Linked DNA regions of Homo sapiens: region 2 is linked to region 1. Evidence: read pairs that join two places in POLR2A ChIA-PET (ENCODE). Cell type or tissue: GM12878. All regions are shown on one strand. Links, peaks and the distances in the headings refer to the core of each region. The heading gives the core; the rest is flanking DNA.

Evidence for each region. Peaks named below come from ENCODE experiments on the same cell type or tissue, not always from the same donor. Only the 100,000 strongest peaks of a DNase experiment are listed, where the experiment ranks them.
Region 2: POLR2A ChIA-PET joins it to region 1 with 28 read pairs; 2 of 35 experiments call an interaction of 5 or more read pairs at or near these places.

What each region holds. Positions count from the first base shown.
Region 1 is chr7:28,567,956-28,572,354 of GRCh38, forward strand. CREB5 (cAMP responsive element binding protein 5) reads left to right here. Exons shown (of 11, transcript NM_182898.4): 5 at 2,410-2,582. Among named protein-coding and RNA genes, the nearest start is that of CREB5, 160 kb to the left of the region's middle. In GM12878, for the core only: no CTCF peak of the experiment used is centred there; a DNase peak (open chromatin) is centred at 2,464; H3K4me3 peaks cover 1,239 bases; H3K27ac peaks cover 1,761 bases.
Region 2 is chr7:28,619,336-28,623,734 of GRCh38, forward strand. The region is part of intron 5 of CREB5 (cAMP responsive element binding protein 5); the gene reads left to right. Among named protein-coding and RNA genes, the nearest start is that of CREB5, 210 kb to the left of the region's middle. In GM12878, for the core only: no CTCF peak of the experiment used is centred there; a DNase peak (open chromatin) is centred at 2,256; H3K27ac peaks cover 1,479 bases.

The DNA.
Region 1 (4,399 bases), core at 254-4,253:
AATGCTGTGTGTAATGTGATCACTTTTGCATTTTGAGATCACAGTGGCTATAGTATGGGAAAAAGGAGGAAAAGAAGCCAGAGTGCATGAAGGAGAACATTGTCTAGACAAGGATAGAAGATGATGGCAGTTGGTTATAGGTTGGTGGAAGGATGGACGGAAAGATTGGAAGAGATGAGGGACACTTAGTTAAATTTGTAGGACTTGGAAACTGCCTAAGAGGGTGATGGAAAAGAGGCATCCAGGATAATTCAAGGAGAGTCATATGTCTTATATTTTTCTTTGCGAATTTAAAGATTGTGATCTTAAAAATTAAATTGTACAGCATCAATAATTCTAAAAGGAGAGTCAAAAATGGTTCTGTGCCTTGGATCTATTATTGATAGAGTAGGTGACTATGAACAAGATGAAAAATGTTAAGTGTCTTTGAACTTAAACAATGGACTAAATGGTACCTATAGTTTCTGACCTCCTCAAGACCCAGGGAAATAAGTTTGTCAAGGTTCAGTTTCAAAAGAAATAACACAAATCATTTTTAGTCCAATTCTCTAAATCTCTAGATCCTATAAAAAAACGAAAGTGTGTTCCTGCACTGCCACCAATGCACATTGCCATTTCCTTTCATCCTACTTTACCCAATCATAGTGTTTTCCCACATCAGAAAAATTTTCCAGTGTATAAGAGAAGCCTTTGGACTGTGAGTATATATAAGCCTGTTCCTGCCTTTGGGGTCCCACAACGACACAGTAGGCTCACAGTCTAAGCCAGGTGCCCAGTTTCCATCTGGACTCCTGACAAACTGTGTGGTCAGGATTTAGAAATCAGAAACCTGGGAAAGGTGCAATGTGATGGACACAGCCACCCCAAATACCGTATATGTTATCACCATCGTTTAACACGTAGTGCAGGAAATCCTTTTCTTTGCCAAAGAACTTCAAAGGACCACTTCTAGTTCTCTTGGGTAACATTTATTTTTTCTTTGCTAACACCAAAGCGCAGACAGATACATATTTTTTCTTTAGTAAATTGCTAGTGGCACTCCATTTTTTTCCCTCCCATCTTCAACCCATTGTCCAATAGACCTCTTAAATTTCCCCACCCTTCTAGGCTGAAGAGCTGTATCTTGCCACTTATAAAGACTTACTTATTGCCCTTACCTATTACTTTGTTTGGCCAAGCACTTTCTCTTTCTTTTCTTTTCTTTTTTTTTTTCTTTTTTAGAGACAGAGTCTCACTCTGTCCCTCTGTCTGTAATGTGGAGTGTAGAGGTGTAATCCTGGCTTACTGCAGCCTCAAACTCCTGGGCTCAAGTGATCCTCCTGCCTCAGCCTCCCAAAGTGCTGACATTACAGGCATAAGCACTACACCGCTTTCTCTTTCTTTATTGGGTTCTAAATTTCTTTCTCACCTTTCGGTCCCAATGTGTTGATCAGCCTTCTCTGCTCAGTGTGAATTTTCTCTGGGTGTCTGAGTAACTTTCTTTTCTATGAAGACCTATCTCGCATATTTTACTTACTTTTGAATTTTAAACATATAAGCCTTCATTTGAAGGCATCAGAAATAAATACATGATATTAGGTCCTATAAGTGACTCAGACATCTCATGTTCTTTCACTGGTTTATTCATGCTATTAATATACATCTGTGGAATGCCTACTATGGTCCAAGCACCACGGGATAGAGTTGTGAATACAAACATCCTATGTTCCAGAGGAAAAGACATGGAACAAGTAACTAGACGCTTGATTATTGTTCTGTGTTTCCATTACTCCATGCATTGTGAGAGATGGATTTTATGAAAATACAGCAGAAAGCGGCAACTCTTATTCTGATCGTTGGATCCCATATGTCTTGTCATGTATTCCAATCACGCATCCTCATTCCACAGGTTGTTGAGCTTGTGTCCTCAGTCCTGAGATTATGATTTGGAAAGGTAGTCGTTTTCTTAAAAAATGTATATATATGGTTGGGCACTCTTATAGGACTAAAAATGAAAGGGAAAAAGCCAGTGTGCTTGTCATGCAAAGCAGGATGCAGAGTGACTATTCACTAAATCACAGTATTATGCACTTACCACAAAAATCATTTTCAAATCTGATATTCATCCTTCAAGTCAGAGAAGGCAGGCACTAAATATCTCTGATGCAAACCTCACATCAGGATGGCAGCAGAGTGGTAAGGAAACTTTAAGGCATTTTCTCACATGCTTTACTCTAAGGGTGAGTAGTTATTTTTCATCTCCTCGTAGCTGTATGTTATAACAAGATGAATGGGCCTATGGCTTGCCGGAAGCCATAACTCTCTATGTAGTTGACATGACTAGATTCCCAGTTTTGGCCTTTGAGAGCTTGAGAGTAGAATAAAAACATTGACTCCTCCTGACCTTTCCCCTGTGTCTTCTCTGGGCAGAATATCTCGATGCATAATGCAGTTGGTGGGGCCATGACGGGGCCCGGAACTCACCAGCTTAGCAGCGCTCGGCTGCCCAACCATGACACCAACGTTGTGATTCAGCAAGCCATGCCGTCGCCTCAGTCCAGCTCTGTCATCACTCAGGCACCTTCCACCAACCGCCAGATCGGGTAAGGAGCCCTCCTTGGCTGCCCCTGGGTCCTGGCTGGAACTCAGGAAATGTCCTGGACTTCCTCCTGGTTTCTGGTGCTCAGATTGGTTGGTTTTTCTGGCTGTCATGATATTGCCTAGAGCTCAGAGTGATGCTTTTGATGGGAGAAGGGAGGAGTCTCTGCTTGGTAGAAGCTGTTTTGATCTTGGACTTTGGGTGGTAGGGGTAGGGTGGGGAGCAAGTCATTCTGTGTCATCATTTCTTCAGACAAGATTTATGAACTTTAAGATGACTGTGGGAAAACCCATGGTTGTTATGGAGACCAGAGTATAGTGCGCAGAACAAACATGGTGGAGGGAAGTTCTACCAGCTCAGCCTTGTCTCCAACAGAGTGTGCCCTTCCCTTCCTGGGAGCTGCCACACTCATCACCTCATCTTCTGTGTACAGCAATCCCTCCCTGTCCGTGAGAGATAAATTCCAAGCTGCCCAATGGATACCTGAAAGTGCAGATAGTACCAAACCCTGTGTGTGATATGTGTTTTCCATCTGATAACTGAGATAGCTATTAAGTGACTACTGGGTGGGGCGTGTCCACAATGTGGACACGGTGGACAGGAGGGATGATTCACATCCTGGGGGGCATAGCTTGGGACAGCATGAAGTTTCATCATGCTACTCAGAATGGTGAGCAGTTTAAAACTTGTGAATTGTTTATTTCTGGAATTTTCCTTTTAATATTTTTGGACCACGATTAACTGAAACTGTAGAAAGCAAAACCACGGATAAGGGGGACCACCATATTTCCACAGTCGTCCCGCCCTCTGCTTATTCTTCCCTGCTTCTCCTTCTTGTAACTGCCTCCTTACTAGCCCTCTCCTTCCTGTTACTGCCTCCTTATTAGCCCTCTCCTTCCTCTACATTGGTCCATGCTGATTTCTGGAGTAGACAAAGCAAAGAAAGCAGGCCCCTCTCTCTCATTTATGCAAATGGTCAATACTGAGGCATTGAGGAAAAATTGGTAGAAAGATCCTGTCATTGAACACCAGATACTCCATGTCATGTGATGGAAAGAGCTTTCCCTTCTGGGTATCCTGTGTTAGCTCTAGCCCCTCGCAATGTGCCAAGTGTGGTCTGAGGATCCGCAGCGTGGGCATTTCCAGGGAGCTTCTCAGAAACGCAGAATCTCTGGCCCAGCTTCCTTATCCCCAGAATGAGGATGGTGTCTGCTCTTTCCAGCCTCATGAGAGTAAAGATGAAATAAAAGATTTAAGAGCACATGGGTTCTTAGGAAGAAAAGGTAATAACTTTAAGCCAAAGAGCTGTGATACAGTTCTGTTGCTGGTCGCTGAGAACTGGCTGCTCTATGCTTCCAGAATTCTGTTTAAAATGAGAAGGGGCGCTTGCTGTGTTTGGTATGTGCATCAACATTCTGTTTGAATTTTCAGTCAAATATTGGAAGTGATAATTAAAAACTTAGAAACTGCTCCACAATTTGTCAGTAGGTCTTTTCCCTCTTGTTTTTCGGTGTTATAAGAATTCCAGACCTGCAGGGAACACTGGCTTATTCCTCCCTAGGATATTCCAGAAGGGGCACCTTGTCTCACATTTTCAACTTACCAGGAATGGCTGTGATACGTTAAGACCCACCTTAAGAAATGAGAGTAATGGGTAATGGGTAATGACCATTTTGTGAGTTTGCTGTGGGTGCGTTTGGTTTTCTATTCAAGAAACAGAACATTAACCTGGCCCTTCGAATGCTCGGCTTTGTTGAAAGGAGTCAATGCTAGGTTGGTAAGTGTCTCTGCTAAAGATTTCTTTTCTTCTCAAATGACCAT
Region 2 (4,399 bases), core at 309-4,308, 51 kb after region 1:
CAAAGCAGACACCTGGATCTCACAGGGAATGTTCCTCACTGGCAAATGTTTCTGCTGGACAAATGTCTTCTCTTTTATTGGCCTGTTATAACTAGAGTGGACTTTGAGAGCGCTAAAAAGAGAACATTGTTTGCTGCCTGTTTATTTTTCCGTCATTCTACACTGAGACAGGCACCATCCTCTTCAGTGAGAAAACCACACAAATAAACCCCCTTCTTGAGCTAGGCATGGTGGCTCATGCCTGTATTCCCAGCTACTTCAGAGACTGGAGGATCACTTGAGGCCAGGAGTTTGAGACCAGCTTGGGCAACATAGCAAGACCCTCATCTCTAAAATAAATGTGTCATGTACATAAAACTATCATTCATGAAATAAAATAAGCCCACCTCTGTTACTCCAGGATGACGATGAAGGAAACCCTGAGAATCAAGAGGGCATTTCCAAGTCTTGTGGGGAGCAGAGGCTCATAGGAAATAGCACTGAACACAGAGCCAGACAACCTGGATGTTGGTCATGTGCCAAAGGTGAGATCTTAGGTTAGTTGTATTTTCTGAGCCTCGGGTGTATTAAGGAAGAGGCAGAGCCTCTTCTGCCCATTTTCTGTTATAAAAAATATGTGAAAATTATTTGAAATACTATACATTACATGCCATACTTTTAAAAATGAAATTTGATGGGTTTCTAAGCCTCTGCAGAATTTGGGCATCATTTTAATAAAATAGACTTGATGAAGTGAAGCTTCTCAAAATAATAATTTTTAAAACGGTACAATTTTAACTGGGGATATATTTAATCTGTATAGATAAGGGAAACAATTTTTGCAGTCGTCTCATAGATTCTTCTAGAAAAACTCAGAACAAACCAAACTTTTTAGAATTTATTTCACTTTGTTCTTGTTTTATTATTATTATTTTTAAAGAGGCAGGGTCTCACTATGTTACCCAGGCTGGTCCTTTAATTTCTTCCATATGGAAGTCCTTTTATTTCTTCTATAACTAAATCCATTTGGAAGAGGGGGGTGCCACTCATACCTAGTGTCTCAGTGAACAGTGCTAAAAGGGAATTCTGTGATTAAAGAATCATAGAGCTTCTTTTCCCTGTGAAAGCACACCCTCTAAGGCTGTGTCTCAGCATCTCCAGATCTTCACGCTCTGGTGCCTAATAAAAGATCATCGTTATCTCTGGAGGGAATTCTCTCAGGTAGTGAAGGTAGGCAGAAGGTAAGTTTCTAGATACAAATTATATTTGGCCTCGTGGAGATACTAGGAACTGTATATCCAGGAAATGCCTATTCCCTCCTCTTTTCCATAACTGGCCTCAGGCTCGCCCCATTTTAACCCTCTCATTGACATCCAGAGCCGCTACGGTCAAAGAGGAGGCGGCCACGAATTGACCTGAATTCAGTAATAAGCCTATCTAGTCAACCACTTCAGAGTCAGGAGTTGTCTATACAGATAGCCAAGTCTTCCTAGAAATACTGTTACCAAAGAGAGAATCAAATGGAAAAAAGACACAGTCTGTGATCCAGTCGGTATTAAAGAATAAAGGAATACTTGCTGGAATTAACATTTCGCAAACCCAATAAGAAGTCCCTAAAATTAATTTTACCTAAATCCCAGCCCCAAATTTGGAATTGAATGCTAATCCAAAAAGTTATGTTAAATCTCTACTTCCAAAATAATTTTAGAATGATGTGGCCATTTCCACAGGCCTAATATGGCAGCATCTCCCAAGGGCCATCAGAACCAAGTGGCCTTGGAATTGTGCAGTGAGACGAGGACAGCCCCTTGAGACATCCAGATTAGAATCAGTCATAAGGTCCAATCTAGTCTTGGCTGGCCTTGGGGATTCGGGGTTGGGGGGTGGGGGTCACAGGGCATCCACATCTCTGGTAGCATAATTCTTGCCAGGTCAGGTGGTGTGTAAAAAATTATAGGCATGCAGGGTCACTGGAAAATGTTGAGAGCCAGAAAGTTTGGGTTATGATAGTTATGAACAAGGGAAAGTATTTACAATACCCCTTTTGCCCCAAAATAGATTTTAAACACTATACAAGCACAATGGAATGTGTTCATTCATTTCTAACCGGATTGTCTTCTACTCTCATGTTTAGGTCATAGCTATTTCTAGGCTTTCATGTGACAAGACCTTCACAGACTAAATTCAGTGGTGTCACCTTCTGAACAAAGTGGCCACATGCGCTGTGGTTTTCCCTTGTTTATTTTGTCTTGTTTTGTTTTACACAGCCAGTATCACTAGCCTCCTGATCAAGGTTAGTAGATAGAATTCAACCCCGTTCATTTAAAAGAGTGATAAATTTATGCCAGCCCATGATCTCACTCCCCTGAGTAGCAGAATGTGTCTGTGGTGCGCTGTGAAGTCAACCTTCCGGACACAAGTGTTCTGTGTGACCCTGAAACTACACCTGAAAGACAGGATGATGTCGTCATACCAAGCAAGCATTCTGACTGCAACTTAAAGTATTAAGGACAACATATATCCAGAGGTGAAAAGAAAATGAAAATGGCTGATTTATTGTTTTAATTGAGGAAGAGCCTGTAATCCAAATAAACTATGTTGATGGAAAAGACTCACCCAAACGCCAAGGTGAAATTTCCTAATACTTCTGCCAATTTGTTAGCGAATAGATGATGAGGAAGTCTCAGGTGGATTCTACTTGTACAAGGCCAAAAAAGATCTTATTACCAGGGTGGAGGTCAATGATTAACACTGTGATATGAAGTCATATTTCTTGTAAAGCAGCTCTTTGCAGTGTGCCAGGTTTGAGATAGTGTGCACACAATGTGACTACTCAACAATTAACGTGTTTTCCTGTGAGCGAAACTTGGTGAGGAGGGTGGCACATTTCTCTTTCCGCAATGTGAATTCTTACACATATACACACATTCTCTCTCTCTCTCTCTCACACACACACACACACACACACACACACACACACTCCCCACACCCTTCAATCATATATCCCCTTAGAGATGTTCATTACATCAGCCATGCAGAAGGAGAAAGAAAACCCTTACCCACCTGTAGCCACCAGACATGCCCTCTATAAGGCAGCTATTTACAAGACTATGAAGACATGCTCTAGAAATGAAGGGACATGCAAAGGCGTAGAAAGAACAAAAAGAAAATTACACCATTCTATAACTGCCAGGGCTGAGAAGAACAGAATATTAGCTGACATTTCTTAAAATTGTGTTCTGTGTACTGAGTACTTTATATGCTTTATCTTGTTTAATCCTTACATCAACCTCTTGAGGTACAGATTATATTTATTACTGTTTTAGAGATGAAGAAACTGAGGCTCAGAGATGTTCAATGACTTATTTATGGGCACACAAGCCATTCTAAATCACCATGGAATGCAAGTTAAAATATTCCCACCAGCTGGGTGTGGTGGCTCATGCCTGTAATCCTAGAACTTTGGGAGGCCGAGGCAAAAGGATCACTTCAGCCCATGGTTTCAAGACCAGCCTGGGTAACATAGTGAGACCCCCATCTCTATTTTTGAAAATAATAATAATTTTAAAAATACTCCCACCTTCTTCTGGTTTTTTTCTTTTTGAGACAGAGTCTTGGAGTGCACTGGTGCAATCTCAGCTCACTGCAACCCCCGTCTCCCGGGTTCAAGGGATTCACCTGCCTCAGCCTCCAGAGTAGCTGGGATTACAGGCACCCACCACCATGCCCGGCTAATTTTTGTAGTTTTAGTAGAGACAGGGTTTCACCATGTTGACCAGGCTGGTCTTGAACTCCTGACCTCAGGTGATCCAGCTGCCTCAGCCTCCCAAAGTGCTGGAATTACAGGCATGAGCCACTGCACCTGTCCCCATCTACTTCTTTATAGGAGGATGCATGGAATGGCAACTTATCACTGCGTCCAGCCCATAGGAATACAGGCATACCTAGAATACGTTCTGAGCATGCACACATAGATGTACCATGTACAGTCAAGCTAATCTTCCTGTTACCAAAAGTTTTGTCCTTGTGATTGCCTCTAGGCATATTCTAATATTTTTAGCCAGAGTCATCATAAAAAAGAGTCTTTATATGTCAAAATAGCTTTATAGATCAAACTGCATGATCTGAAATGCCGCTTCTCTGTTTGCGAGGGTTAAATGGTTGTCTCAGGCCAGAGTTTAGTTCATATTCTATAAATGGCTCTTACTCCTTGATCTGACTCACTGTATGTATTACAGCAAAGTCACTTACAGATCAAGATTTATTTTTAGAATCTTAAAGAAACAGATTCTACAGGGAGTGTTTGTGTCTGACCACAGACTAATTTGAGTGAAAACATATCTCAGTGAGGAACTTTCTTTCCATTTGATTCCCCTGCCCGTGGCTTAATGATAAGTCTCTTCATGTCATGTTAAATGGT